4 separate regions of the Mus musculus genome follow, and all the other regions are linked to region 1. Evidence: chromatin loops called from intact Hi-C (ENCODE). Cell type or tissue: left cerebral cortex. All regions are shown on one strand. Each heading gives the region's core, and the rest is flanking DNA. Links, peaks and the distances in the headings are about the cores only. Region 1 holds the start of Ccnj (cyclin J). Region 2 holds the start of Zfp518a (zinc finger protein 518A). Region 3 holds the start of Aldh18a1 (aldehyde dehydrogenase 18 family, member A1). Region 4 holds the start of Tctn3 (tectonic family member 3).

The links. Hi-C counts contacts between places; a loop is a spot of excess contacts. Peaks named below come from ENCODE experiments on the same cell type or tissue, not always from the same donor. Only the 100,000 strongest peaks of a DNase experiment are listed, where the experiment ranks them.
Region 2: it touches region 1 in a loop (4-fold over the local background); 10 of 42 quality-filtered maps call a loop at or near these places.
Region 3: a loop joins it to region 1, with 2.6 times the contacts of the local background. A loop is called at or near these places in 5 of 42 quality-filtered maps.
Region 4: a loop joins it to region 1, with 2.7 times the contacts of the local background. A loop is called at or near these places in 6 of 42 quality-filtered maps.

The regions. Positions count from the first base shown.
Region 1 is chr19:40,828,212-40,835,987 of GRCm38, reverse strand. It overlaps Cc2d2b (coiled-coil and C2 domain containing 2B), which reads right to left. Exons shown (of 35, transcript NM_001376940.1): 35 at 6,210-7,776. Ccnj (cyclin J) reads right to left here and starts at 4,709. Exons shown (of 6, transcript NM_172839.4): 1 at 4,546-4,709; 2 at 3,900-4,009. The coding sequence starts at 3,968. In left cerebral cortex, for the core only: a CTCF peak has its summit at 4,694; DNase peaks (open chromatin) are centred at 3,795, 4,240 and 4,752; H3K4me3 peaks cover 2,236 bases; H3K27ac peaks cover 1,295 bases.
Region 2 is chr19:40,890,535-40,898,310 of GRCm38, reverse strand. Zfp518a (zinc finger protein 518A) reads right to left here and starts at 3,606. Exons shown (of 5, transcript NM_028319.1): 1 at 3,521-3,606; 2 at 1,146-1,227. Mir8092 (microRNA 8092) reads right to left here and starts at 3,608; the gene lies at 3,522-3,608. In left cerebral cortex, for the core only: no CTCF peak of the experiment used is centred there; DNase peaks (open chromatin) are centred at 3,397 and 3,599; H3K4me3 peaks cover 1,631 bases; H3K27ac peaks cover 1,102 bases.
Region 3 is chr19:40,585,955-40,593,730 of GRCm38, reverse strand. It overlaps Aldh18a1 (aldehyde dehydrogenase 18 family, member A1), which reads left to right and starts at 5,268. Exons shown (of 19, transcript NM_019698.2): 1 at 5,268-5,421; 2 at 7,539-7,604. Gm27042 (a long non-coding RNA gene) reads right to left here and starts at 5,199. Exons shown (of 4, transcript XR_386705.4): 1 at 5,112-5,199; 2 at 3,824-3,876; 3 at 2,774-2,892. In left cerebral cortex, for the core only: a CTCF peak has its summit at 4,269; DNase peaks (open chromatin) are centred at 4,274, 4,779 and 5,252; H3K4me3 peaks cover 2,211 bases; H3K27ac peaks cover 441 bases.
Region 4 is chr19:40,608,776-40,616,551 of GRCm38, reverse strand. Tctn3 (tectonic family member 3) reads left to right here and starts at 4,321. Exons shown (of 14, transcript NM_026260.3): 1 at 4,321-4,627; 2 at 4,778-4,901; 3 at 5,140-5,258; 4 at 7,220-7,350; 5 at 7,542-7,650; 6 at 7,745-7,776. The coding sequence starts at 4,408. It also overlaps a transcript of Entpd1 not described here and the pseudogene Gm16027. In left cerebral cortex, for the core only: CTCF peaks have their summits at 2,558 (motif pointing left) and 4,134 (motif pointing left); DNase peaks (open chromatin) are centred at 1,530 and 4,208; H3K4me3 peaks cover 1,154 bases; H3K27ac peaks cover 441 bases.

The DNA of each region.
Region 1 (7,776 bases), core at 1,586-6,585:
CCTACAACTTAAAAGCAATAAAACAATCTAATTTTAAAGTGGGAAAATAACTTGGACATTTTCACTAAGAAAACAGACAAACTAGCTCAGGAGATGGCTGAGAGGACAAGAGAGCTTTCTAGGAAAGCAAGAGGACCCAAATCAGATCCCAGAACCTGTATAAACGGCTGAGTACAGTTGCCCATGTCTCTAACTCCAGCATCAGGGGAAGGAAGGGCAGGCGGACTCACGGGGCTTGCTGGTCAGCCAACCCAGCCAAAGAGAGTTCAGTGAGAGCTCCTTTCCTACAGCAATGCAATGGATGGAGGAAGACACCCAGAGTATTACCTATGTACACATACCACTCACACATGACTTCAATGGAACATGGCGACATACAGAGAAAAAAAAACCATAAAGAAGCCAACACGAACAGAAAGAGATGCTCAACAGCTTTAATCATTTCAGAAAATACAAAACCAAAACCACAAGCTAACGCCTCATACCCATTTAGAATGCTATTATCAAAAGCAACCCCATCCCCAGAAAGCCCTCAAAAAGGGGGAAATAGCAAGCACTGACCAGGCCACGCAGAAACTAGAATCCCTGCCCAATCCTACTGTAAAGTAAAATGAGGTAATTGCTGGAGGCAACAGTCCGGTAGTTTTCAAAACACTTGCCCCAGGATGCCACATTTCCACTTTTAATTATATATCCCACGTATTTGAAAGCAGGGAGATAGGTAGGCATTTGCACACCCATGTCCATAACACCATTACCACAATGAGCAAAAAAAGCAAAACTAGCAACCCAAACGCGGATGAGCAGATGTGTGTGCGCGCACACACACACTGTTCGGCTTTCAAAAGGAAACTGTGACATATGCTGCAAGGGTGAACTTGGGAGATCATACACTAGTCACACAAAAGGACAATTATTATGTTAATATAATCCCACTTACACGAAGTATTTGATCAAAGTCATAGAGGCTCAAAGTGGTTCCTGGGCTAGGTACCTGAGAACTGGGAAGTTCCACAACGAACACTTAGTTTTAGTTTAGAAAGCTGAAACTCAAAAGAATTGGGATGCAGAGATCATAAAATACGCTGTCGAGAACACCAAAGATGACCTAGCTTGGCCACAGGGAGAGGGAGTTCCAGAAAAAGAGGCCTGAATATACCTTAAAAGACAAACTGGCGGTCCTATCTAGAAAATATTGGTGGGCTTTACTTTTAACTATGTTAATTTTACCAACAGTTGTAAAGCCAGCCTGGAACCCAGGGCCATCAGGGAGATTTTATTCTTACTCGCTGTTAATGCTGTGTGAGTCATGGTATTTGTGGGTAGGCACAATGCCATGCTGTACACATGGAGAGATGGTTTTTTTCCTTCCATCTTTAAGTGAACTCAGGGGTAAAGCTCGGATCACAAGTACCTCTACCTGTTGAGCTACGTCCCCAGGCTCCGCAGAAGAGTTAAACTAACATGAACAACACAGGTCACTTGTCTTCTTCAGTGGGAAAGTACAAGTGCTGATGAGAACACTGTCAGACCCTGTTGTCTTTGCGCAGGCATGGAAAAGAAACTACCCGTTTCTCAGCTACGACTTTCTTCCGCTATCTTTCTCTGTGCCTTAGAATGGAACACCCTTGTTCCAGAGGATCAGGTCAGGAATTTGGAGGACCAAAGTTCAGGGAAGCCAAACGTACCACCTAAAGTCTCCTCTCTAGCCAGTTTGGAAATAAAGGCCTACAGGAAGCTACCAAGTGTAACTACAACTAACTCCTCGGACCGATATTTTCTTATGTTTCGCACAGAACTATGATTGTTCCCATTTGTCTCTGAAGCTCCTCAATACTTTCCCGAGAGTTACAGGACTGGAACATGGGGCAGACTGATAAGAAGATAGGCGCTTAAAGTCTTTTTGAGTGGGAAACCATATTTACAAAAGTAGCCCAGTTGGCATTCATTATTCTTCACTTCTTCCCAGTCAACACAATGTTGGTCACATCAATTATCTCTTTAAAATCTGGTGGGTTTAAACTTAGACCATCGTTCACAGCCGATGAAGGGTAACTGCCCTGGGGAGATGCCTTCAACTTATAAAACAGATTGTTGGCGGCAAGGACCACGCTGGTCACACTAGTTACTGCTCTAACACCTCCAATATGCTAAGTACTAAGCAGGCTGCACAAGCAAAGGATCAAACCACCGATTAATAGCTGACTTTAGCATCTTTAATGAGAAAAGTTTATTTAACTTCCTTGACTCCAGTGCACTACAAATAGTGATCTCTCCAGCTGTAAAGTTCAAGTCCTACACATTAATGTAAATCCTCTATGTTACTATTGCCAGACATCAGGACCGTCGTCTACAGAGAGCTTAAAGACAACATAAAGGCAACCCCAAGTAGTTTGCAACAGGTGGCCTGAGACAGGCTTCAGAAGTAATCCCCAACATCCACCTGACTACAGGGCTGCCTTATTCCCTAACTCCTTCAGAGACTACATAAGCATGCCAACAAACTCTAACTTAAGAAAGAAAGAAAATTCTACGTCTAAGATCACCTGTAAAACTAATTCAGTCAATTCTTTATGATTAAAACTACCTACATATGAAGTATTAGAACTAAAAGTCACAGGGATCATCATGAAAAAAAAATCTTTAAACTGTCAGCCCCACCCCCACACTCAAAGTACCATTACCATTTAAACCAAGTAACTAGTTTTGCTACACACTAGAAAGATAAAAAGACTGACACTTAGAAAAATCCAAATATACCTCCCCAAAATTCAAAGTGAATTGGGACTTTTCCCTCTAACATTCCAAAGAACCTTTCCGTAGTTGGAACATTTATGTAGAGCAATCTCATAGGGGTCTGGGATGTACTCAGAGTAAGAGACTGAATGCCAGGACTATTAAAGAACTTTTGGAAATTTCAAGCTGGGGGTGCAATTTTAACAACTTAAGCCAAGATTCCATGTCCTAATCTGCTTAATTTGGTCATATACACCAGATATAAACCTATTATCATTGAAAAATCCCTAAGGCTCAAGCTACAGGATCTTATTAAAGAGTCAGCTGTTTCGATCCTTTCCCAGTTTTCATCCAAGGTGAAACTGAGTTAAGTTGATCATTCTGGGTCTTCCCTCTGGCTGTCAGAGAAGCAGGGCTATCGCATATATCTGACTTATAACATCCATCCTATAATCATTAGTTAGAATACCCAGGCTTTGGTCCAAAAGGAGTAGGTTCCCCCCCCCCCATGACTATTAAGAACATTGTGTCTATTTTCTACACTTGACATTACCAAGGAATAGCTCCCTCCACCTTAAGGCTTTTTGTATAGCCTGGATTTGAAGGACCAAGGAACAGTAAGTTATCACATAGCTCTTACACTGTTCTAAGTTCCTGCACAGTACATACTTAACAGATTTCACAATCACCCCATAAGGACGTTCTGTCGTTGTTATTTCTCCTTTTACAGACGAGGAAACTGAGAAAGAGAAAATTAAGTTGTCCGAAGTCTCAGAGCAGGTTTGGGGAAAGGTTGGAGAACTGAGTTATGTACAGGGCTTACACCAGCTTCATGCAACAGCATGTACGAAACAAGGAGGGCTGTTCACTCACACACAGACACAGACAGACAGACAGACAGACACACACACACACACACACACCCATGGTCGACCTGGCAACATCGGAACACCATCCACCTTCCTTCTCCCAACTACCACGCCCCAGTCTTCTCCACATTTACAGGTTCTTCGGATGCAGCCCAGGGAAGGAAGAAGTTAATTAACTTTGACAAATGAGCAAACTCGCCTTCTCTGGCCTGGAAGGTAGAGAGTAAAGAACCTGACTGGCCTTTCCAGGAAGCACAAGAGCCGGGATGGGGAAAGTCGGGTCTCGGGAGTTACCTTGTACCGAAGCGCCTGGTGAATATCCGCAGCCAGCTGTCCTCGCCACCACTGCCCCTCCAGCTCCATGGAAGCCGGAGGTGCGCCCGGCCAGACGCCGCAACTTCAGTCTGGAAGACACGCCCCAGACGCGGTCACGGCCAGCAACTCCCCCCCCCCCCAGTCCCCCCGCGATCCTCCGCGCCCCCTCCTCCAGGGATGCGATCTCAGGTCACCCCGTGCGGCTGCTCCTCTTCACCTGACCCGACCCCGAGCCATCTTCCAACGCCAGCAAGGCCTGATCTACCCAGTCGTCTGCAATCGCCCGCTGCAAGAACTGCAGAAAGGTGCGAGCTCTGAAAGCTCCGGGCGGGACGGCCCACCTCGGGCTCTCCGAGTTCTGGGTTCGACCTCAGCCGCCTGCACTTAGGCGCGGGAGCCCTGACATTGTCAGAACGTCGCCGGAATGGAGAGTGACCAGCGCGCGACACCAGGTCCGCGCCGACAGCCCCGCACGCTCCACCACCCTGGGGGTCTGCGGTGCGCCCGCCGCAGCGCGGACCCGGAGCGGCAAACAAAAGGCCGGGCGGGCGGCCGTGCTCCGCGCCTCGCTTCCCCTCGCCTCGCTGCGCTCCCGCAGGCCTGCCCGGCCCACGCGGTTTCTTACCCGGAACCGCGGCCCTCAGAGCCCCAGCCCGGCCGGCGTGCACGGGGCGCCGGCAGCGTTCATGCCGCGGACCGTCGGCCGCGAAGCCCCCGCCTCAGCTAGGGCCCAGCACCCGGGCGCTCGCGCCGCCCATTGTTAAAGGACCGGCAGGCGGCTCGCCGTACAAAGCCAGCGCCGGGGCACGGGCCGCCCCGCGCTGCCAATCGGCTCTCGCGATACAGCGGGGTCGCGCCTCGCCGTCCAATCGGCGGCCGGGCCGAGCCAGGTGCTACTCCGTCTCCCGGGCCCCTGCCCGGTGCCGGGCGGTCTCGCTCTGCAGCCTCCGCGGTCTGTCGGCGCCCGAGGGCCGCTCACCTGCAGAGAATCTTTGATGGGTCCCGGGTGCTGGCAAAGAAAGATGCGATGTCTCAGCCCCGGGATTAAAACTTGGCAGCGCGGATCTGGCCCGCTGTCTCACTTCCGAGGGGCTGCTCTCCGGGATCCTCCCCCTACCCTAAGCCTTCCGAATGGGCTTTAGCTCTTACCAGTCCCTAAGGCGCTTTGGTTGTCGAGTTCTGCTCCAGTCTCCCCTCTAAACCCAGTACTCCTTTTAGCTCTTCTAACTCAGCTCTTCTTGTTGCTTTCACTTCGGCGATTCGCGCGAGTTGCGACTGGAATTGACATCTTTAGCAACCTGGCTTGTCAGATCCATAATGGATGTAATTGACCATCTGTGGTGGTCAAGGAAGAGACCCTAAACGGTGGGAACACTCCAGCGTCAATTGAGGCGATTGGCTGGGGCTGGAAATGTAACAGAAACCCCATCAGTTGTATTTGAGAGTGTCTGGAGGACCACCCCAAAAGAAGTAGATGGGTTCCCTCAATTTTCCAGAGACTGTAAAGCGACTTCCTTCAATATTTAAACATAAATCATGAGACCTCACCCCTTACTTTGAATATTTTGTTTAGAAAGAGGAAGAGTGACAAAGGGCTAGTACAGAAAAGGATGAGTGCACACTTCGGGAGCATGGCTTATCACCCTGGTATTTGCATCCATCCCGGAAGGGCTGCTGCAGACCCCTGTGTGACAGTGTTATACAATGCCTGGGGAGAGCAGGGGTTCAGGAAATGATGGGAAGAAACTGGAAGCATGCACGTGAAAATTGGCAGAACCCAGCCTAGCCCGGTGCATTTCGGGAAGAGACTACTAGTAGAGGGAAAGGACGTTATCTGGCTAAAATTTCCATGTCATTTATGGTATTTAAGTAGTACTCAGTTTCCAATTCACGACTACTAAGCAGCTTTTGGCTTCCAAATGATTTAGGGTCCAGGCCTTTCTTAAGAACCTTTTCAGAAAAGTGGGTCACAGACTATAATTGCCTATGCGATCCTGTAATAAGCAGGTTGTCCTACAGTCTACTTTGAACACGTTGTTTGCCGGGAGAGACCGGTTCAGAAATCATGTATTATTCTAGACTTAGATGGCTCTTTATAAGATGCCAGTATTCATCCTTGTTCATGCCTGTGTATGTCTCTGGTGGTCTCTCTAGAGTCTACATTCCTAAAAGGAATTTCGGTCTTACTATTTTTTTCATCCCTTTAGAGTGAGCTGGGCAGAAGGCACTTCAACTCTGTGTTCCCACAGTTTACATTCTACTGGGAAGAGAAAAGTCATAATAAATGAAAGATAAATCCATACCACACGGTAACAAGTGCTGTAAGGCAAACAAAGTGAAAGGCTAGATAGGTGGATAGGCCGACGTTTTATGATAGGGAAGCCATGCAAAGGCCTGAGGGGAAGCGACTGGCTATCTAGATGGTGGATGGGCATGCCAGCAGAGGGGACAGTAAACACGACAGGGTTCCATTTTGGAAGGAAAGTAGAGGGCAGTTTTCCACTTCAGTAAAGATAATCCAAACTTCAAAAGACACTAGCAAAGGTTTCAGAGCGAACCGGGCAAGGCACCCGCACAACAGAGAATGGAACCTCGAGTTGGGTTGCAAGAGATGAGGGTGGGAGCTGATTCTCTGGAAGGCTTTTGGGACTGCGGGCACTTCCGGCAGTCGGAAGCCACCACGCTCTGGCAGCCAAGACACTAACATCGGAGCACGCAGGGGAGAGAATTCTTCATGAAGCTCTCTGTACTCAATGCACGTGTTCATCAGACGCTGTGCGCTGAGAACTGGGGGAGGGGGATGAGCAGTACAGGGCTTGCCCAACGTACCCGAGTCCCTGGCTTCAAGCTACTGTACCACAAAAACCAAAACACTGTAAACCAAATACACAGAATGTATTTAAAAGTTAAAAAAGAAAAGAAAGCCATTGCTTTTTGTCAAAAAGAAAACACTTTAAAATAAATGCAAGCAAAAGGCAAAAAAAAAAAAAAAAAAAAAAAAAAAAAACCCAAACCAAACCAAAACAAAAAAACCATAAAACCAATATAAAACTATGCATACTAACTGGCAGACTCCTTTCTCCACTTCTTCCAGAGGTGGCCTTTTCCCAGAGGCACCACTACTGCTGTGTCTTTTGTTGTATCTTCTCAGAAGTATGCAGGTCTTTATAGCAGCACACACATACAGCCCACTTGCCTCGTTTTATGTAAAATGGTAGCTTATTCCGAGGTCTACTGTACACCTCGTTTTTGCCATACATCCTAGTCTAGGGATCGTTCTGCAATGGGACATCCGGGGCTCTTCTCAGGCTCTATCAAATTCCTTTGGATACGGAACACTCACTAGGAGCCAGAAGCCCCGGACCCTGTTCTTGATTTGTTTCCTTGGTACAACTTTACACTGTGGCACTGTTTACGTCACCGCAAACACATTCACACCCAGTGTCTTTGCCTACAACACCATCGTCTCCCACTTAGTTTGGATAAGCCCATTAACTGCTCTTATTGCCACGACACCTGCCATCCTTCTTTAAAATATTTGACACTTGGCACTTGGAGCAGTTGAGAAAGGGTAGATTGCACCTGTAATGAACTTGATCAGGAAGAGCCTAGATCCTATTTCTAAGCCACTACAGAACAGAACGTAAGGATAGTCTTTATGCTATTCTCGGAAGCTGGGATCAAAATCCACAGATATTTATAATTTGAAATTTACCAGAGAGTTAATCAATATTGAAATTGAGCATACATTTTTTTTTTACTTCTGATTAAAATTGACATAGATTATGATTATGAATCTACGTGTCTGGGCCATAGGGTAACCAGTGATCAGACACCATAGATATAGCCTGGCTAT
Region 2 (7,776 bases), core at 1,612-6,611, 62 kb before region 1:
CCAGGCTGGCCTCAAACTCAGAAATCCGCCTGCCTCTGCCTCCCAAGTGCTGGGATTAAAGGCGTGCACCACCACCGCCCGGCTTGAACTTTGTTCTATTCAATATAGTCATCAGACATTAATTTCTAAATAAATAAAAATTTATGCCTTTGTGAAAAAAGAGACCCTGAAAAGAACGTAATCTATTGGTAAAGTTCATGGAAGAACACGGTTATGACTGCCAAGTATTTTAGTATATGCTTAATGCATTTAGAAATGAGCAGTATAAAATATCATGGCACCCATTTTAAAGATTCCAAGACCTAAGTAACACAAACAAGTGACAGACATATTTGTGTTGAGAGTAGATTAAACCGTGTTTTTGAATAAGGGCACACAATATTTTCCAATCCATTTTAATAGCTCTCCGTATATTACCATGGATCTGTTGGATTTTTGCCACTCTTTTTGTCCACATCAAGACATTCAGATACTTCTCCAGGACACTTCTCCAGTCTTAATTCTTTTTTTGTTGTTGTTGTTTTTTTGTTTTTTCAAGACAAGGTTTCTCTGTATAGCCCTGGCTGTCCTGGAGCTCACTTTGTAGACCAGGTTGGCCTCGAACTCAGAAATCCGCCTGCCTCTGCCTCCCGAGTGCTGGGACTAAAGGCGTGCGCCACCACGCCCGGCTACCAGTCTTAATTCTCTAGAGATTCTCCAGTTCCTTTTCTAACTTCAAGTAGATAAGCATTAATCATAATGTAAATCAAATATATTGTTTTTCTTTAGGTGCACTGACTAGCACTTGCCAAATTAAGGCACAGACTCTAGCCATTTATAGAGCTTTGAAACCTGTTTCTACCATATTTGTCTTTATTGATCATTATCCAGAAGCCCTTAATGCTATCTCTAGATTTAGCATGACATATTAAAATCATCTTTGAGCTCTGATAAAACATTCAACAAATATGAAACCCAAAATTAGTTTTTTACTTACATTAAAATAAAAACTTCCGGAGAAATTCCTTTTATTTTGGCCAATAAATAAAACTCTAAAGTAACTTTGAAAATTAAGAGATAGGTAACCATTCAGTCTATTTAATCCAATATTAAGACGCGAACTTACTACGTAATAAATCTATCTACTCAAGTGCTCCAATCCCTACCTTTCTCCCAGGAACAAAGGCACACAACTTAATGCCTGGACAATGCCACCCACAATCAGGTACAGTGATCAAGAGATGGTATCTGGAAATGAAAATGAAGATTTAAGAATTTTGACAGCAAAAACAAAATGCTTTTATCCTGGTCATTTACAGTTCATATTTAAGTAAGGAATATTAGTTTTTAAGTTCCTCTGTACTTGGGGCATAAGCATACAATTGATACCCAGTGATATAACTCATGTAATACAAAAGTCACATCTCCAAGAATCTAATACAATAGCATCATTTAATACAATAAAAGGAAAACTCGTTTTGCCCTATCCAAATTGCAAAAGCAGAATTAGTATTGCACCTGATTCTGAACCACTTATCTGCCCACTACAAAAGCCTACTGACAACAGTAATGCTCAAGGCTGGTATCAACATCCCATGAGAACTGCCTATGATGTGAAGCCTATAGAATTAATAGACTATACATGAGGGCAGACAACAGATAAACATTTCAAATTTTCTAAGAACCCTTTTCTCTAATTGACAAAACCCTTTTAAATAGAGCACCTGAAGAAATGCAAGATTAAAATCTTGAACTTAAAGGAAAACCAGAAAAGTAGTTAGACTGGTCAGATTAAGTGTTCTCTACAGGGCACACACAATGCTTCAATGAGAGTAAGCCCCAACACTTGCAATAAAAGTACATTAAAAGGGCATTGTAAGGTTTTGTGGGTTTTTTCACTCAAACTATATTTAGATAGAAAGTTTCTCATTTAAAATATTTCAAAATACAGCAGCTTTTGGAACCACACTATACTACTTCCAGAAAAAATATCATAAAATGTGAAGGTGGTTATGATAAAACCCTCCAGTATTTAAGTTTATTTGCTATGAGCTCACAAAGACACAGTCGCTGGAGTTGCTATCCTTTTATCTGTTCAGACATCTGACATATAATGTTTGAATTGGTAATCATAATTTGGAAAAAAAAACAGAAAAGAGTAAGGTCTACTATGCTTACCTACGCCATAGAAAGCCAACACCCCTCAAGTGCTAGTACGAATTGCCCCTTTTGACTTTCTAAAGAAAAATACAGCTTTGTTGAAGGATAATTAACAGATCTGCAGCTATAACTTTAAAAATGTTAGGGAATTTCAGCAAGTCTCTCTATTCATTCTGACCATACAAACTTTAGAGCACACTCAAATCAGACCTGTTTTGCTGGGAAAAAAAGCAATTCAATTATTATTAGTAAAATGTGCCTTAAGAAAACCAGACTTTCAAATTAACCACGCTGTGAGTTGTTTTTACATTACATCCCTGAGATAATCACAGACAGTTCAACATTCTCATGAATTCCTCAAAAACTGACCCCTTTCCCCATTTTCAAGACTTTTGAAAAAAATAATTTACAAAAACTAAAATAACCCAAATTTAAACCTGAAGCGAAAACTGACCCTTAACTTTTGTTTTCTAAACTTTGAAGTTGCATCTGTTCCATTGGTCTAGATAAGAGTTAAATCACATCATCTATGCATTCAGACCCAATACTTTTGAGTTACCAAAGCCATCTAACTCAAGATACTACCCACTTAACAAAGAGGACACCATGTTAAGAACAGATTCAAGATGGACCCTACAAGTGGGGAAAAAAAAAAAAAAAGCCCGTGACAAAGAAATCCATATGCCACTGGGTGTGGTGGTGGTGGGGGCAGTCTACAAGAGGACCACTTTCTTGCCCAACTCTGAGGGCGCGCAGTGCGTGCGCCAAGAGAGCGGGGAGTCTCTGCAAGGAAGAACCCCCAATAGCCATAGACTGGGCCCATAGTAGGGATGCCGTCGAGGCGGGCCCGCGAACCTACAGCTCGAGGGGTGCGGACTGAGGGCTGCCCAGCCCGTCTCCACCGGGCGCGGAACCCGACGAGCGATGGCTTCGCGCGCCAAACGCCCCCGCATCGCCCCCAAAACGCCGCGCCCGATCCGCCCCTTTCCCCGGAGTTCCGCTGCCCCTCGGGCGCGCGGATGTACACTGTCGCCGCGCCGTGCGCGCGCGCCCAAGTCCTAGGCTCTGAGACCGTGGGGGAGTTCTTAGGGACAAACTTACAACCAGCCCAAGCCGAGACGACAATGACCAGCCCTAAGAGCTAGCAAGAGCCCCGGGTTAGAAACCAAGGACTTCTCTAGAAAACTTTGCGGCAAGTTGGCCGGAAGCGCTGAATGGACGGGACTATTTAACATGAGCTTCCTAGCGCAAGAGGCGGATCCCCCCCAAGACCATTTGGGGGGAACCCTAGCACCCCACGATTTCGCCCTTGGCCCCTTGCCGTCTCTCTGTGCGTCCCGACATCCTAACTGGTCTTGGCGGCTCCGCACACAGGGAATACCTGCCGTGGTCCCCATTGCCTGCGAGTCCCAGATGGCGGCCATTACCCCTCCATCCGGGTACTGCCGGAAAGCCGAGCGCCGCGCTGCCGGCAGCGCACGCTGCGGCGGAGGGATCCGCGCTGCACCTGAGGCGAGCGGAAGGGAACGGCGGCCGGAAGGGCCCCCGCCTCAGCCTCCCGAGAGTAGGCCATGGCGCTGAGTCCACGGCTGACCTCGTCATACGGCGCCTCCCTGCGTCCCGCCTCACCGCCCCCCGTCTACTCACCAGCCGCGGGGATCCTACTGCGGGGGGAAGAACGGGGAAAATGGCTACCGTCCTTTCCCAAGTAGACACCAGAAGCAGGAACTGGTGTGCTTGGCAAGCCTTGGTTGACAGGAAATGGCCTCAACCCAGAGGTTTTAGGCAGCCCCCATCTTAGCAAATGGCGTGTTCCCTGTACTTACTCGGATCACGCGAGTTGTGGTATCCCTTTGACGTCCCAGTGGTTGGACGAAGCTGCTACCCAAAGCTCTGGCCCACAAGGGAGCCAACCCTGAGCTCCAGAGCAGCCCCACGCACAGGCTACCTGTGAGGGACACTCTTCTCTCCCGCCGCGACACGACCTCCTCCCACGGCACGGAGGACTCGTCTGAGCGAAGGAAGTCCTCTCAGCGAAGGAAAACCCTCGCACGCCCCTCACAGACTCAAAAATGGAATCCTTGCCCCCAAGAAAAGAATCCTTCCCCACCCCACACAAGAGTCGTACAAAGTCCAAATGTGGCTCCTCTCTTTCAGAACGTTTCAGAAGCCTACTAATCTCACTTGGTAAATAATTACCTCCCTTAAAAGAAAAAAAGGACAAAAAACACACGTGGAAGCACTGTGGAAACTGCCGCCGTCAAAAACTCGAGGCGGAGGGATATAGCAAAATATAAAAGATCGAATCTGAGAATTTTGGCTTCAACTGTGGGCCGTAGTTTTTTTTTTTGGGGGGGGGGATGCGTGGGGGCAAGGGGTAACCCAAATAACTCCTGACACGCACAAATTTTTCTTAAAACCAATTTTAAAACTGTTAAGAATTTTCCACTTTCTTAGGATATGCTTTTGAACGCATTGACCTGTGCCACACGGACTTTACCCTTTAAATTAAAAAAAAGAAAAAGAAAAAGAAAAAGAAAAAGAAAGGAATAAAACACACACGGAGAACCCTTAGTTTTGGGTGGTTTGTACAACAGTCCTCCTAGAAGCGGCAAGCTGAAATTCACACAAGAAGTACAAACATAACTATAAAAGTGAAGGTGAAATCTATTAATATCAAAAGGGCATATTTATAATCTATAATGATGTTTGCAAAATAGATTTTCTTTGGGGGGGGGCAGGGTAACAGGCCCTGAGACAGTGTAACAGAGCCCTGGCTGTCCTGGAACTCAATTTGTAGACCAGGCTGGCCTCCAGCTTACAAAGCTCTGCCTGCCTCTGTTTCCTGAGTGCTGGTAGATTTTCTCCTTAACACAATATTTTCATTGTTCCAGAAAAGAGGACACACATTGCTGAGGAGAGAAGTGGAGAAAAGCCTGTTTGTTTTTTAATAGGAAAAAAAAAAGTTGTTTTGGACTGTGAGTAGTTAGTTTTGTTATAGCTTTTATAATTTACATGACAAAAATGATGCATCATCATGTTCTGTAGTATTCTCATAAAACTTTATTTTTGCATCTATGTTCACCTTGAAAACCTGTGTTTAATTCTAGAAGACTCAAAGTTTTCATTGCATGCTAAATAAGCTAGAATGTTGGTGAACTCTCTCTCTTTTCCTTGTCCAGTTTTTTCATTTTTATCAAACTCTTACTCTTTGCTCTTTTAAAGTTCTGAACACTGAAGTTAATAACAAAAGGAGTGAAACAGAAAGGAAGAGGAGATAGACTCTAAAACTGCAAATGAACAAACGCTGGGTAATAGCTCAAAAAATAAAAAGATTTTAGAACGTTCCAAACTTAAAGATAGTTCATGGGAATAGGATAACCATATTAATGCTTTCAGAGATAGGCTGCTCTGAAGATGAACCTGCAATTTACTCGCAGTGGACAATAACCTCTTATCTTCTCATACTAAACCTGGTGGTGACAGTCGCAAAGTTTCCTTCTTGCTTACAAATCCTTTGTTTAAATGTATTATTAATTCATGGTCATTGTATCATAAAGGGGGTTAATATAAAATAATGAAAATAAATGGATATAATGCATTTCGCTTTAGGCATTCTGTCCTCATGGTCATTGTATCATAAAGTGGGTTAATGTAAAATAATAACAAAATAAATAGATATAATGCATTTTACTTTAAGCATTCTGTCCTCTGAATCATATGACATCATATCATAATGTGGCAGCTCTCTTATATATAAGTTCACAGAAAAGTAAGTATAGCTTGGTATACCGTAAGTACTTCAATTATAATGAAAAACCAGATGTTTGCTTATTTTTTGTTTGTTTTCAAGACAGGGTCTCTCTAAATAACCCTGGCTGTCCTTGAACTCTCTCTGTAGATCAGGCTGGCCTCAAACTGATCCACCTGGTGCTACCTCCTGTGTAGAGGGATTAAAGATATGTGCCACCACTGCCCCGCAAGATTTTTAAATTAAAGAGCAAGAGTCTCCTATGATTTTTATCTCTTTTGTTGATCTTTCAACTCAACTCCATGCACCCTGCCCCCAAAATATAATCCAATGCATCTGAATGTGGACAAATTAGACATAAAGAATGTGGATGATCTAACATAAAATGGCCATACACCTTGATCAAGGCTATTATGGGCTGGTCACTAATGGCAAGCTATAAAATGGTAGCTGAGCTTCAAGTGATATTTTCCCCAATGTTTTCCTTTCCTTTTTTTCTTTTCTTCCTCTCTTTAGTAGCCAAATCCATTCACTTCACCCTTTATCATCATGGCTCAGGGATGAGAAGACGTTCCATTCTTAGCAAAGAGCTCTCAATGTTATCTTCAAAACTCATTATTTTGCATCTTTTCAGGAGAAATTCCCTTGAACATCTATTTATGAGTCACAGAGGTGAACATGTCTATTATATTAAAACAGACAAAAACAGCTGGGATTGAGATTAAAAATAAATTTCAGGAAACCTCAGCAAGGTGGAGAAGAGATATTGCTATTGCCATATAAATTATAAGAGTGGCCCAATTCTTTAAAAAATATACGTGCTAGAATCTGCAAAGATCTTTGTGCTACACGATGCTGTTTCTGCTCCTGTCATACAAGGTTAAATCAATGGAAGGTAAAGGGATCACACAACTCTGTTCTGTGGACGTTCTGGTTTGTTCCTGTTTCCTCGAGCTCACTCTACGCAACAGTTGACGCTTAAGTGAAACGTGTTTGCTCACTAGAGTGATAAAGGAAAACCACTGAAATTTTCATTAAGTAATAAGTAATGTTTGGTCTGCTTTACTTGTGGCTTAGAGAAAGGAGACAACTCATTCATAGAAAGAAATACTGGCAGAAGCAAGAACTGTTATCATGAGCTTATGACTAATCAAATAGGAGATTTTCTTTACAGTGCAGTGTGGATAGAGGGATCAGAAAGAGTAATCGTCAGTGGTTTTGTGAGGTCTGGTCTCTCGACTCTGATTTTCTTCATTTCTCTCCTTTTAACTGAGACTAAAATGACTGCGTTTTCAACCTGATCTAAGAAAAGAGCAAAACTTCCAAAGATTTAACAAGCAAAAGAGAAAGATACCAAACCAAGCATATCCTTTCTGAAAAGCTAGGAAGATCCCTGAAGCTGGCTGGCTAGCCAATGTAGCAGAATCTTTGATTTCATGTTCAGTAAGAGACTCTGTGTCAAAACTCAACGTGAGAACAATGGAGGAAAGGCATTTAACATCAACCTCATGCCTACACACACACACACACAACACACACACATGCAGTGTCTCTCTCTCTCTCTCTCTCTCTCTCTCTCTCTCTCTCTCTCTCTCTCTCTCTCTCTCCACCCCCCCCCTCTCTCTCTCTCACACACACACACACACACACACACACACACACACACTGTGGGGGAGGGAGAGAGAGATTTTGTAAAAGAGATGGAAGTACAGATGCTACTCATTCAAGCAAACAAACAAACAAGCAAACATGAATAAGGGACAATTTGGAAGTTTGAAGACTGAAGATATTTCATAGTAAGAATTTCCAATAAATTAGTGCAAATAGATATAGATAGAGTTAGGTTTTAAAAGTGTGCTACTTGAAATATATTGCATTTTTACAGA
Region 3 (7,776 bases), core at 1,398-6,397, 240 kb after region 1:
CACAGGGAAGAGAGGACACTTGGTCTTGCAAACTTAGATCAAAGTAAGCCTGGTGCTAGGTGCCCCAGTACAGGGGAACGCCAGGGCCAAGAAGTGGGAGTGGGTGGGTAGGGGAGCAGGGCAGAGGGAGGGTATAGGGGACTTTTGGGACTTTTAGCATTTGAAATGTAAATGAAAATATCTAATAAAAAATTTTTAAAAAAAAGGAACAAGCTGTACAAAGAGCTATGTGCAGTTTGGATAAAGTGAAACTGGAGTCACTGCCAGCCTGCTGCAGGTCGGAGAAATGTGTACAAAGCTCTCGAATGCATCTAGTGGGTGTGTAAATGGATAGAAGCATCAATACGGTATGGTAGCTATTGGCTCATGTGTCTCACAGGCCTTAAATGTTTGGAAGATAGATGTGTTTTGTGTCTTTAATCCCAGCACTCAGGAAGTTGAAGCAGGAGACTGGCAACTGGGCTGCACAGTAATTTCACAGCTATTCTCAGCAACAGAGACAGAATCCATTTAAGCTGGTTATGGTGGTACATGCCTATGATCCCAGAATTCAGGATGGGGAGGCAGGAGAGTCATGAGTGCAAAGTAAGCCTGGTGCTAGGTGAGATCTTGTTCTCCCCCTTAAAAGAGAGAGAGAGAGAGAGAAAAGGAAAGAGTAAAAGACCCTGCCTCTAAACTCTAACCCAATAATTCAAGTTATCAGGCAAAATTATGTTCAACAGCATTGAACCAGTTAAATTATGGTACATGTATAGTTTGAAAACTTGTACAACCATTAAATATTATGTACACTTGCCTTTGTTGCAATAGAATTTATGTCCTATTTAAAGTTGTGTGTGTGTGTGTGTGTGTGTGTGTGTGTGTGTGTGTGTGTGTGTGTGTCAATGCATGTATGCACACATGAATGCAGGTACCAGCAGAGATTAGAAGAGGGTGTTTGATCCCCAAGAGCTGGGTGGTTGTGAGCATATAACACAGGTTCTGGGAACTGGATGTGGGTCCTCTTGTAAAGCAGCAAGTGCTCTCATGCACTGAGCCATCTCTCCAGCCCCCTCATGACCTGTTTTTAAGTGAGAAAAACAAACTACAAAATGATCACAGAGATTCTATGCTCCTACTTTTATAAAATAAAAATGTTCATATATGTATGAATGGAAAACAAAAATTAAAAGACTACATGTCAAAATGTAGGGTTTTTTAAAAGTAATATCTGGTTTTGTAATCAGAGAATACCATATTTTGAAGAAACTTGATATTCCCTAAAAACAACCTCAGTTTATTCTGCACAGGAATATTGTGTTCCATGAGTAACCTCCCTTTTCTTTTTTGTTTTTTTGTTTTGTTTTGTTTTTTGTTTTTTGTTTTTTCGAGACAGGGTTTCTCTGTGTAGCCCTGGCTGTCCTGGCACTCACTTTGTAGACCAGGCTGGCCTCGAACTCAGAAATCCGCCTGCCTCTGCCTCCCAGGTGCTGGGATTAAAGGCGTGCGCCACCACGCCCGGCTTACTAACCTCCCTTTTCTATTGATGGGTTTGTTTGTTTGTTTGTTTGTTCAACATCCCAGACCTGCCTAAAATCATGCCTATCATTTTGTGGGGTTGGGGGAGGTGGAACTGAGAAGCAGGGACTTTAAGACTCATAATAAATAAGCAATTAGAAAAAGAAAACCCGTGTTTTAAATGGGTATGGTCATATGTGCCTATAATCCAAGAAGCAGAGAGGCAAGAGGATCTCCTATTTATCATCGTCATTACTTATGTCTACATTTCCTGGTGGCTCTAGTATGCTCCTTGGCTTATGAAACTATAAAGTACACAGTGTGGCTGTAGTGTTCACTGCTCACTGCTGACTCCTCACTATGCTTACCCCTTCTCTGAGCCTACCCATTACTCACTGTGCTAAGGCCTGGGCAGAGCCTCTGTTCACATATCACATAGGCCTTCTGCCCCTACCTCAGCTGACTGGTTCAAGCATGGAGTCCTAGAATCACACAGGAGTCCTGGAAACTCTTCTTTCCCAGGAGTTTGGAAGTGAGACCAAGCCTGTCCATCAGGAGTGACACTAACGATGAGACTACTGTAGAGCTGGGAAGACCATTTTCCATCATGTCTTTAAGTCCAAAACTTCTAATGTCATACAGTTGAAAGATTTGTTAATCCAATACTTACATCTGAGAATGGCGGAAGAAAAATTAAGGTTGCACAACTAAACCACTACCCTTCTATAAGAGCAGAAAACTTTATACAGTGAAAATACTGCAGTGTATAACATGCAATGGCCTGGAATCTGAGTTGGGCCATCACTCATGGTGCCGTGTGACATGATGCCATTTACAGTATTCAGCATACATATGTGTCGGAACTAAAGTAGCTGAAGTCTCATGATGTTCGACATGCAGCGAGCACTGCCAGAAGCAACTCAGTTGTTCAATTTCAAAATAATGTGTGATCGTTTGTTGTGTTAAGAAACCTTCCACTATTTATGATTGCCAAAAATCTTCACAACACTCAGCACTATGGGAAGACTATTTCCAGAAAAGTGGGAGGGGGCAGAATGGGAGATGTGTAACGAAGAGACTCAGGAGAAGAGGATGGCATTGGTTCCTAATGTTCCAGGTTCTTGTTCTTGTCTCTTGGGAGAACCGAATTTCCCTATTGCCCTTGAAGACTCAATCACACACACACACCATACACACACACCACACCACACACACACATGCCAGCCCCACCCCACCCCAGTAAATCGCTTTGTTGGGTTGCATATCTGCTCTTTACATTTTACAACTTGAAGCTATTTTAAAGTCGGTGTGGTGGCCGATGCTCCTAATCCCAGCCTGAGTTCAAGACCAGCATGAGCTTCAGAATCAATCAGACCTTTTCTCACCTCTCACCTCCTGAAAGAAAAGAAAGACATTAAGCCTGGCACCTGAAGATACATTTCTGTGTGGCAGTGGCGGCAGCATATATCTGAATCGAAGCATTTTGGAAGCATCGTCAACTTGGTCTGCACACAAGTTCCAGGGCCAGCCAAGTCTGATGACCCTAGTTCAATTCCAAGAATCCACATGGTACAGGCAAAGAATCAGCTTTCATAAATTCGGGCTTACACGAGTGCTATGGCACGCCCCACTCCTCCCCAGTCACTCAGCCAATCAGTCAAGAACAGCAGGTTCCAAGGAAGCTAGGGCTACAGAGTGAAAGACCATATTCTAAATGTCCTACTTCCTGCATGACTTCCTGGTGGTGTTGAACCTTATTCCCATTTTCTAGAAGAAGTTAAAATCCACCCCCCACCCCCAGTCAACAAAAAGAACATTTGTTGAGTATGTGAGAAAGACACTCTAGCTAAATTCTTGCTTTTCATAGAAAGACAAGCAGGTTATGTGCCTAGAATCAGATTTTCCCTTCTCCTCACTCATCTAACGCACTCCTTTCTCTCCACTGGCAAAGTAGAATATTAGTGGCAGAGCAAATAAGTAAACTATCACTGAAAGAATAAAAAAACAGTAGAAAGTTAAGGAGTTTCGTGCTCGATTCTTTGAGACACTGTTAGATAGTGTGTCGTTGCAGAGCCCAGGCTGACCTGGAACTCACTATGTATGAAGCCCAGGCTGGCTAGGGTCTAATCCCCTGACCTCTGCCTATGAAATGCTGGAGTTGAAGGAATGACCTTCAAGGAACACCAGTTTAACACGAATGTTAACAACTCATTTTCTTTTATTTATTTATTTTTTCAGCACCGATGATCAATTCCAATTCACTTTTTGAGAAATCTGGTTTTTTTTAACTAAAGACATAATAATTATTCACTCCTCAAATACTTACAAAGTATCTCATATTCTAGGAATATGCTTTCTTGCTGTCCAGAGGTTTGCTCCCTAGGAGGGAAGACAGACAAGCAATTACAATAAGGTGATCTGTGGGTGAACTGAAGAATCAGAATCGCCTTCTAACTTAGCTCCAGTCCCTTAGTCTAGTTACACCCCTGACACACACCCACACGCACCCCCCCCCCCCCACTTTTTTTAGAAGCCCGGGTACCAGATCTAATCAGCGCCTGCTGTTTTGTTTCTCTTTAATGCCCCACCTCCCCACCCTCAACGTGCTCAAAATTTAACGCGTCCTGGCGCCAACACCCTTCCCAAAGCACAGATTTTCTCAGCTTCTTCCTAGATCTCATATGCCGACGCACATTTCATTTCAAAGAACTCCTCTTCCTGGTACTCAACCCTTAGCAAAAAGTGCTGTGAGCGCGCCTTCCTTTTTGCTCCCACGCCCCCTGTCGGCGCCTTTCGTCTGCTTTATTTCTTACAGGGCGCTTTGCAATAGGCTAACCCACTTCCCAGTTTCTACACCTCTGTGCTGATTTCCGACACAAAAACCTGATCATATCATTCCAGGGCTTTAGAAGTTTGGATTCACTGACTTGGTGACCCATAAGATTCAAAATCTTTGTATGGTGAGCTCCCAGCCAGATGTTCTCTTCTGCAAACCTATCATCCATGAGCGTGGATCTCTCCTAAGCTGAAACCTCCTTTTAGCCCTTCCCCCCACTCCCCCCCGCTCCCCGCCCCCTGCCCTTCCCCCCATACTCCTGCATCATGGACTGAGAAGTAGTGGTAAGTTCCCTTTAGTGAATTAGAAAATGAATGAATAGGCTCAGTAGCATTGTCAGGACTACAAAAGCATAAAGAACCAATTTTCAGCCACAGTTGACCTTCTCTAGACAATGGCCTCCCTGCAACGAACGGTGCTATGGGACGAGAACGTTGCCAGCCCGGAAGGAGATGATCTGTGTCCGTTATGCATTCAACTTTGGGATAATCAGTGGTTATTAATAATCAGAGATTAAACACACCGTCTTAAAATGCAGTATTCTTACCACCACCTTTGCTGAAAACACTTGGGCTGTTATTTTCGGGTAACTAGGTGCCAACTTGTTTTACCATGGTGCCAATTTTTTTCAATAGCCAGTCTTTGTTTTTGTTTTTGTTTTGAGGGAGACGGTCTTTGTTGATTCAATCTATTTCTAATGTGAGTCTGACATATAGACGATCAACTGTCAAACACGCTTTATGAAATCCATCAGCAACTAGAAGCCAGTCTTCCTTACCTTTCTGGGAAGCTGTCTGGGGAGGTTCCTTTCTGGGTGCTCGAAGCCCCGCCCCTATACTCTGCGGGCGCGGAGCCTGGGGATGGGAGGGGGCCGCCACGTGGAGCGTGGGCGCGATTCTCAGAAGCGCCTGCGCCGTTGCCGTGGCGTAGCGTGGGTCAGACCCGTCTCCCAACGTCAGCGGCGCTACGGGGCTTCAGTCTAACGCGGCTGACGCAACTCCGGAGAGCTGGACGTAGACGGAAGAAAAGGCGGAGGAGAGGGCGGTCGCCGCGAAGAGTGGTCCAGGGCTGGGGTCGGCGGCCAGCAGGTAGGTGGCTGGGCAGCACCGGGCAAGGGGTACACTCACTGAAAGGGGGAGATGCGGGGTGCAGCCGCGGGTCCGGAGGGGCGTGGACACGGGAGCCGGCGGCGGCGCGGGGCAGCCAGGTGCTCTGAGATGCTCATGCACAGCTCCCGGTGCAGGGTTTAGGAGGCCCAGGGATCTCTGGCCATCTTTTGGGTATGCTACCAGCGGAGGCTGGAGGACCCTGCAGCCTCTTCCTACCAAGTCCACAACCGGCTTCCAGGGCTCCTGTGCTGCGAGTAGTCATACACCTGGTGTGAAACCATCCACGGACGCACTCCCAGGGCCTGAGTCTGCAATTCTCTGTGGCTCGCGACCTGACATATGGAACCTGTACATAGGAGATTCTCCCTGCAGCCAGGGTTATTCCCGGAGACCCCGTGTGTGATAATTATCTCCTGGCACAGAAAGGGTGCGCTCAGATTCTTCACCCCGCACGCCATACCCCAGCCTTATTCCCCCACCCTCCGAAGCAACAACATTTATCTTTGAGTTTCTGTCTTTCTATTAAGTAGTGAACCATGAACTCAGCATGTGTTTTTCTGGGTAGTTTGTTGAGACTGAAGTTCACTTCTCTAAGTGAGATAAGAGCTCTCCGTGTGTTTGTGTCTAGTCACTTGAAAGCTGTTCTGAGTTAAAATATAAGAACTTCTCTCTCGATCACAGAGTCTCCACGTATATACCCTTTGGGCTTTTGCATCACCTGTCTGGTTTTTGCTGTCACAACAAACTGACTGGTTGAACAGTCGTTTGCAATATAAGATCTTGCCTCCCTGGGCCAGAGACAAATGGTAGACCTCATACCTCCAAGGATCTCAGACGTTCAGAGCTTTCTGTGCTTAGACAAGAGAGGGGTAAACAGTCTAGAACTATGCATGTGACCCGATCAGAATCTTTTCTGAGACAGGGTCTTATGTAGCCCAGGCTGGCCTAGAACTGGCTGTGTGCTGAGAACGACCTCGGGCTTCTGATCCTTTTTGCCTCTACTTCCCCCGAATGCTGGGATTACAGGCGTTTGCCACTAAGCACGGCTGTCCATCAGTGGCTCTTTTGACCTTTTGGTGTCAGTGAAGGAAGTAAGTGGAAAGGTTAAGAAATGTCAGTGCCTTATAAAAGACAGAAGAGGGGGGTGGACAATAGCCTTATCTGTGCACCCAGGCGCTTTCCAGCCTTGCCTTGTGTCACTCCCACGGTGATCTCAGGCCATATAAACCGTTATTATCCCTCATTTACAGATGAGGAGATTGAGTTGGCAATCTCCATGGCAAGGACAGCCAACACTTAGATCTATCCAATCTAAAGTTGTGTGGATTCCCACCCTGTGTAGCATACCCCAAAGGGGAGCTTAGAGCCCGTCTGGGGAGAGCAACAGTAACACATGAGCCAGCTACCTGGAGGATTATGTCCAATGTGAAGATGAGAGTGTCTGGGGAGGTGGTACAAAGCGGGCACAACTGGAATTATGTCACTACTGACTTTTTATAGGTATTTTGCAGAATGTGTGTAAGTAATAGTTTTGCAGCCATTTTTGAAGGGATTTATGTAAGTGTTGAACATAAGACATGGGCCCACAAAATACTTCAGTGTTATGCAGAAACGGAAGCCAGCAAAGCGGTCGGTCACTCACCAGGTTCGGTTATCCGCCTGTTGCCGTATGTTCTGTTACAGAGCATCCTGCCCATTTCTCCTCTCTCCATGTCTGTGATTTTGTGCAGAATAATTGCAGAATGGTATAGTCCGTTCCTTGCTCTTTCTTTGCTATAGAGCTAAATGCTAATGTGTTTTTGAGGCCCACTGAAAAAGCAACTTGGGGACCAGTTCCCAGTAAGGTACTTGCTGGGAAAGCATGGAGACCTGAGTTCAGATCTCTAGCACCCGTGTCAAATCTGGTTTGGGAGTTTGCCTCTGTAACCTCAGGGTTGGAGGAAGGGAACCAGCAGGTACAAGCTCACTGGCCAACCTGTCCAACAGAAACTGCAAGCTGCAGCTTCAGTGAGACACTTGATCCCCCACAATACAGTGGACGGAGATAGAGCAAGACACTTGAACTGACCTCTGACCTCTGACCTCCACATTTGCAGGTACTCCTGAGCACTAACACATACACACAAGGATTTGGACAATAGCCACCAGTCTTAGCAGAACAGGTAATATAACAAAGATTTAATACCAATACATAAACACTATTGATTTTGTTTTTAGATGTATTTACTATGTATACAGTTTTCTGCCTGCATGTATACCTGCAGGCCAGAAGACGACATTGGATGTCATTAAAGATGGTTGTGAGCCACTATGTGGTTGCTGGGAATTGAACTC
Region 4 (7,776 bases), core at 1,448-6,447, 220 kb after region 1:
TGCTCTGCTCTTCTCCAGACCTTTCACTCTCCATCTCTCCCGTAAATGAGAAGGCTAAGTCTGCCAGGTTGCTTTTTTTCTTCTTCAGTTTTTCTCCAGGTTTTCCAGATGAGAATCCACTTTGTGTGTTTTATCTGGGTCAACTCCTTCTTAATGGCCCGAAGATCATCTTTCAACTCTCTGAGATCACAGGTGTCCAATCTTCAAATTGAATCCACTTTTGCCGCTTTGTGAGCAGTTTCCCAACATATACTACATTTAGAAGGCACCACAGCACAAGCAACAGAAGAAGTGATGCATGCTGGGTAATTGCACATCCTGTCATAATTATTCCATTGGCGGTCACAGCCCAAGTCAAGCGAAGAACCGTACGTCCCTGCGGCAGAGCATTTCACACCTGTTTCCTTCAACTTACTTTTGGCTCTGCAGCCAGATTAATAGCTAAAACCTGGCCAGCAATCATTCTGTCATCCTCTCTGGCTACAGCATCTCTCTCATTAACACACTTGACAAAGGCAAAGCCCCTGTGCACAGAACAACCCAGATTTTTGCCTTTGAAAAGATTGCCTCTAAATCAGACTTCTTGACCATCAGAGTGTGGAAATTCCCAATGAATACAAGAGATTTTATAGCTCAAGGATCTGTCGCGTTGGTAAGGTTTCTCGTGAAGCCAAAACTGTAGCTGGAGATCAAAAATGTTTTCCACAAGAGGAAGGGGACGAGATTGCTCTCCTCCTGAGAGGCTCTATGATGGCAAAGCTACAGCAGGTGGGGGACTCACAGATCTCTGTGCTAATCCTCCAGGCAAGAATGAAGACCACCATCCAAAGGAAAACCAAAGAAGCAAGCTTTATTTACTGTGCATAGAAGTGACTCTCTAAAGCAGGGTTTGAGATACAGTCCTGGTTGGCTTCTCATGCCTCCTTTTATAGGGAAAAGATGTAACATAAGGATTTCGCACGCCAATCCTACAGAAGCAGAGAGCAGATTGGAGTATTTGACAGATCCTCTTGACAGAACAGCTCAAGGTTGCTTGTTATCTTATCACGGTAAGGTAGGTGCACGCCAAACTTGAATTCTGCAGCAAATAGAAACAACTTATTCAGACCTTCTAACAAAATGGCTTTATATCCTAAGATGGAATCAGGCTGATCCATCATCTGCTTTCTGTGTCTTCACGAAATTCTCTTATTGTGTTTTTCAAGTCCAAGGTGTGCCCATGTCTGCACATGAGTCTGAACGCCCAGCAGGCTTTCTGTGATGTTTGGTTTTACAATACAGTGAGGGAGTGATTGAGAAGAGTTCATCCCCAATGTGACAGTTGAACAAAAATTTGTCTAACTTCTTCCTACTTTCTGCTTGCTGGAACCTGTAACATAAAAATCTTCAGTTCTTCGGGGATCTAATAATAAAATCTGAAAGAGAATTTGAGGGGGGAAAAATGTGTTCCCATGTGCCAGGCAGATGCCAGTTTTAAGGTGGAGCCACGGCTTCCGGTGCATTCATATGACATCATCTTAGAAGCAGAGATTTCCGAACTGGATCATATGATTCCAGCAGCTGCCTGTGTTTCAGAAGAAAAGCATTCGGCATGTGGTTGAAAACATAGCAGACTGGATCAAGATGCAAGACTGGGAACACATCCTAACGCTCTTCTTTCCTCTTCTTCAGAGCTCCACAAATTACAGAAAAGTCAGATGGAGATATAAACTCGTGCCCCACTTCCAGTGCTGGGACAGATTATAGAACCTGTAGCATGGAGGGCAGGCAAGCATTCTGGCCCTGAGCTGACCCCAGCCCTTAAGTGTTGAAGCTTGAAGGAAAAATAACTTACACGTTGCTGAACTGTGTCTCCTTACCGGGCAACCCTGAGGTTATTTCAACCAGTCCAAGGTTACCAACAATCATCCGGGAATAATTCCAGAGTGGAAATTCAAACTCTAAACTTTGAGATCTAAAAGATTTTATGATCAGATATAAAACAAAGCTTATAAAGATAAGCACAAGCTGAAATAAGGTGATCTCCCAAGAACTAAATTAAAGGAGTTCAACAAACCAGTCTTCAGTGTATATTTTTGAATGTTCACACATGAACAAAGCTAGCATGACTTAAACAAGGGTATATATCAAATAAAGACAGATAAAACTGCTTACCAGGAGGGGGTAGGGGAAACTAGGAAAGGGGAAAACATTTGAAATGTAAATAAAGAAAATATCTAATAAAAAAGAAAGAAAGAAAACTGCTTACCTTACACAAACTATATTCTAGTAAATACATATAATTTGAGTAATATAATTTGCTCTAGGGCAATCTCACCCCCTCTTCTGTCCCTCACAGGCACCCCCACACATGAGACACACATAATTAACCACCCAATCACATACAAATGTTTGAGAGTATTTAGAGCATAGAGATATATTTAAGCTAAAAATTAAAAGGCATTATAAAAATTAAGATCGTGGGCTGGAGAGATGGCTCAGCGGTTAAGAGCACTGACTGTTCTTCCAGGGGTCCTGAGTTCAATTTCCAGATCTGTAATGGGATCTGATGCCCTCTTCTGGTGTGTCTGAGGAGAGAGAGACAGTGTACTCACATATATAAAATAAACGAATCTTAAAAAAAAAAAAATTAAGATCCTCTTGGAAAATACGGGCAATTTCAAGTGCCCCAAATCTTATCTGCCCAAAAAATTCATTGGAAAAGAGAGCCATCAGCCCAGGAGATTCATTGGAAAGAGAGACATCCAAAATCAGTTTTAAGGAGTGGACTGGAGTGGATTAGGTAACTCCTGGTAGATGTTATTTTATTCCCCCAAATAATTAAAATAACCCAAATGTTGGAATTGTGAGCACAGGGAGATAGCTGGCTGGATTTTGATCATACACAATCCAACTGCACATTGCAATGGCTATTAGTTACCTGAGGTTATTTAACCTTGAGTCACAATTTTAAAATTAAATATTTAACAGCTCAGGCATTGCATGCCTATCATGTGTGCCATAGCCATGCCTGCCTGTGTCTCAGATTAGTGCAAATACAGAATGTTTGTGCTATTAGGCATGCAGAAGGGCCACGCCACTCCTGAGAAGAGCAAGCACATACTAGAGAGTGTTTCAGAACTTAATGATAAAACCGTAAAAGAGCAATCAGCTAGCTTGCTTCTTGGTTCCTTGGCTATTTCCATCTCTGTATCTTTACTTTCTCCTCAGAAAATGTTTCTAAATTGTAACTTTCTCTAAGTCCTCATACTCTTCTCCATCCTGTTTTCTTGTCCTGAACCTCTTCCCTTACTACCCTTTCCAGCAACAAATATACAGATCACATTTATTGATATAATGCACTAACTAACACTTTTTAAAAAATAAAATAAAATTTAACTTGATAGAGTGTTTGGCAGGAGTGCATGAAGGTGGCCTATATGACTAAAATTCCAGACCCAGGAGGTTCAGAAATTCAGCCATCTTTGACCACATCTTGAGTTTGAGGGTCAGCCTGGGCTACATGAAACTGTGACTAGGCGACAGGGAGCGGGGAATAAAGAAACTCGTGGAGTTGAAATAAGCATTGTTTTATTATGCTTTTTAAAAAATACCATAGTAATTAAAGTGGAGACATTTTTAAATTTTATTTTAGATTTTATGCAGAGGAGTGTTTTGCCTGCTTGAGTCTTTGCACCTGCGGGTGTCAGATGGCGCCCACTGAGGCCAGAAGATGGCACAGGCAATGGATCTCCTGGAACTGGAGCAGCGGATGGTTGTGAGACACCTTGTGGGTTCTGGGAAGCGAACCCCAGTTCTTTGAAAAAAACAAAAACAAAAACAAATATTCTTAGAAGCTGAGCCATCTCTCATGCCATCATTGGGACTTTGTTCATTTGTCTTTGTTTTAGGGATCAGAGTCTCACTCAGTAGCCAGTTTGGCCTAAACTTTGTGATCAGGTACTCAGTTTCCCGGCACACGTAAGGGATGTGACTTTCTATGTTTTTCTCCTTGAGTTCATGGTGTTTCCAGAGAAAGGGCCTCTTACCTTGGTAAGATCTCAGTTTGTGCCTCTTGGTCTTCCTCTCAGTGATGACTTCATCCAATTCTTCCAGGTCCGTAAAGCGCGCCAACCCTCTGCCAGCTGCCATCTAGCGGCGGGATCAGGCAAAGACGCCTTCGCCCCCGAGGCTCCCAGCGGTTGCCAGGTAACGGGAACCACGCGCCGCTAAGGAGGAGAGCAGCATGAAGGACGCTCAGGGTCGTAACAACACGGCCTTCCATTGGCTGAAGAGCACCCGGCTCCCGCCTGAGCCAATGCGCAGACGGAAGCTGATGACGAAGTACGCGACTCTTCTTCCCAGGGCTCCTGGGACGTATCTGGAGACCCAGGCTCCTGTCGCACCGCTCTGCGGCCAGGCTGCCTTATGTGCACCCTGCAGCTGCACCTGCTGCTGCTGGTGGTCCTGATGCTTTCTGAGACCGCCCGACCGCAGCCCTCCTCCACAGCCCGGGCTTTCCCCACCTCCTGGGGCCTGGAGCCAGTGACGCCCGAAGTGCCAACCTCAGCTCCTCCGGATTCGTCTGAGAGTCCGACTCCCTGGACTCTATCGATGCCCGTGAACGCGACCACCGACCCCTTTCCAGGTGATGCGGCGGGATACGGGATGGAAATACTGACTTCTCAGATCTAAAATTGTGTAGACAAAATTGCCCTGCCACGTAGCTGGCACTGGGGCTGTCCGCGCGGGAAAACTTTGGGGGAGCTTCATCTCGCTTTTCTTCTTGTACTTACAGCTTTACCGATCTGTGTCTGTGACTTGACTCCGGGTACCTGCGATTTAAACTGCTGCTGTGACAAGGACTGCGATCTTCTCCATCCCAGAACAGTCTTTTCCTTCTGTCTTCCTGGTAGTGTAAGGTGAGCTGCGGTGCTCCTCCGGTGGAGGAGTAAGAGTGAGTTTCCTACCCGCTGTCTCCCGGTCGGATGTCCCCTTGGGCTTTCCTGGGAATGCTGAGCCATCCAGTAAAACAAAACCTGAGTGTTGCACCTCTGCCCAGAGACCCCTCTTATTGGCATCAGACATTGGTGGGGTAAGGCCCCCTTCCCTAGATGTACTCCATGTCTCTCTCTTAAGTATCTTCACCTTTCCTCACAGATCTTCAAGTTGGGTATGTGTGGACAACTCTCTTATGTTCAGGAGCAACTCCCCGTTCCCTTCCAGAGTTTTCACGGACTCCAGTGGAACGACACAGTTTTGTGTCCGTGTGAACAACTGTGAGTAGAAACGAGTTTGACAGCTCTTATCATTGAATGTTTATTGAGATGTGACTTTGTCTTTGGGATTCCCAGCTCTCTTATTTCTTTTAGATTCCCTGTCGCTCACCCCTCTTACCACTACCCTCTTACTTTTAGTTAATAAGAACATTAGTAATTTCATGAGACTCTACCACCTTTAAACTACTGCTCAGCACCTTTAGCCTGGCAATCTGCATTGATTTCTTTCTTTGTGTCCTTCTTTCTCTTTCTTTGTCCGAAAACTTTTCTCTCATGATTTTATTCTGCCCTTTTGTTTTGGACGAATTCATGTCCTTTGTCCTCAAGCTGTGCCTTAAATTTTTCCTAACTTTTATCTGCTTTCCCCCTTGACTCAAGTGGCCCTCTTTTCTCCATTCATTGCGAACATCTTAGCTCTTCTAAGAATCTTCTGTCATCTGCCCAAGTGAGCCCATCCTCAGAAGTTAGTTCTAAGACACTCGTTGTCCTAAGTCATTCCTTAAGAATTTGTAGAGTTCCTTGTATGATTGTCAGTTTATGTGAATATTATGATTTCCTCCAGATAAGCTGTCAGTGCCTTAAAAGGACAAACTGTGGGGCTAGAGAGATGGCTCAGCACTTAAGAGCACTCTCTGTTCTTCCAGAGGACCCAGGTTCAATTCCCAGCACCCACATGGCAGCTCACAACTGGCTGTAACTCCAGCTCCAGGGGATCTGTCATGCTCACACAGACATATTTAAGCAAAACACCAATACACATAAAATAAAAATAAATATATCATTTTTTAGAAAAGAGCAAACTGTATATTTATTCACAGTGGATAAAATGTCTTGATAATAATCACTGGCGGTGAAGGGTGTGCTATTCCTAAGAGGGCCTCTATAGCACTGTGGAGGGGGAAAACTGCAGACCAGCAAGTTGGGGGTTGGGGATCTGCTCCTAGTTTTGCTACCTTACTCTGAGGTCCTTGCAACTACCCTTGCCTCAGAGGATCCAAATTTCCTAAGGGGATGGATGAGATGGTCTGTAGGTTTTTCACGTCCACAGTTATATCAGAGTGTAACTACCTCTAAATTGTTGGCTGATGGTACAGTTGGTGGACACCAACAAGAATATTTATATACTTATATATGAAGTCACATATGAATAATATACTTGTGTATATGAATATAGCCTTAGCTTGTATGTCTGTATTCTGTTCTTATCACTACTTCAACCAATACACCTATACTGAAATGAGGGGGGCAAGTGGTCATCTGTGGGGCTAGAGAGATGGCTTGACCCCTGAGAGCACTGGCTGTTCTTCCAGAGGACCCAGGCTCAATTCCCAGCACCCACATGGCAGCTCACAACTGGCTGTGGCTCTCTCTTCCTGAGAAAAGCTATGAAAAGAGTCCATAGCTGTTGACTCTCTGAGCTCATCTTCCTTCTCCAGTTCACTTTAACTTTTGCATACAAAGGTGGCAGTAACTGATTTGATAGGCGGTAAAGAGCCTTTCTGGGCAGTTTCTGGAGGACGCTACAGAGCCGGAAGCCTCGGCTCCTGGAGATGCAGAGCAGGAAAGGTGGGGTGCACACCAGGCGGCAGCACACCCATCCATGCCCGAGCAGTACTTCGTTCTGTAAAAATTACACCTATTTCCTGGGGTTGGGATGTGGGTGGCATACACATGCATGTGACATGAATACATACTATAGCATGCTTGTGGAGATGGAAGGACAGCTTGTGAGAGTTAGCCCTCCTCTCCTTCCAGTATATAGGTCCCAGGGATAAGTTCGGGTTGTTGTCAGTCTTGGTGGCAATTGCCTTGACCAGCCGAACCATCTTAAGAGTTCTTTCTTAAACTCCGCTGTTCATTTGCGTGTGATAATGTGTGTTTGTTGTGCTTCGAAGATGTCAGGTACTTAAAAAAGAAATGCTTTTCATCTAACTCTCTGTTCTCTTAAAAAAAAAAATTAGCAAAAGCAAACTATTTCCAGAAGCTCCAAACAGTCAATGCAACCAACTTCCAGGCCCTGGCTGCAGAGTTCGGAGGCCAGTCCTTCCCTTCAATGCCACCAGAAACCCAGCCGCCAGTACTATTCTATAGGGTGAGCCTGGGGGAGGGGCTGGGATAGTCTGGCTTTCCTGACAGAGTACAGTTGGCCCTGTAACTCTGTAGTACCCTCCTAGGATGAGGTCAACCGTGCTCATCAGAACTACCTAGTTAACCTTTGTTTCTGCTTCCTTTCCCTGGGCTGTTGAGTCCAACCTCACAGCGAATGAATTCTGTTTTATTCAGGCTGGGGATCCCATCCTGACCTACTACCCGAGCTGGTCTGTGGTGAGCTTACTGAGGCAGCCTGCAGCGGTGGGAGCTGGGGGACTTTGTGCCGAGAGCAACCCTGCAGGTGGGTCCGGGGCAGGAGTGCACCGGCCTTTGGCTTTTTTTTGGAAATAGGCTTTCTCACTTACCAGTGCTGTCTTCCCTCTTTGTGTTATAAGGTTTCCTAGAGAGTAAAAGCACAACGTGTCCT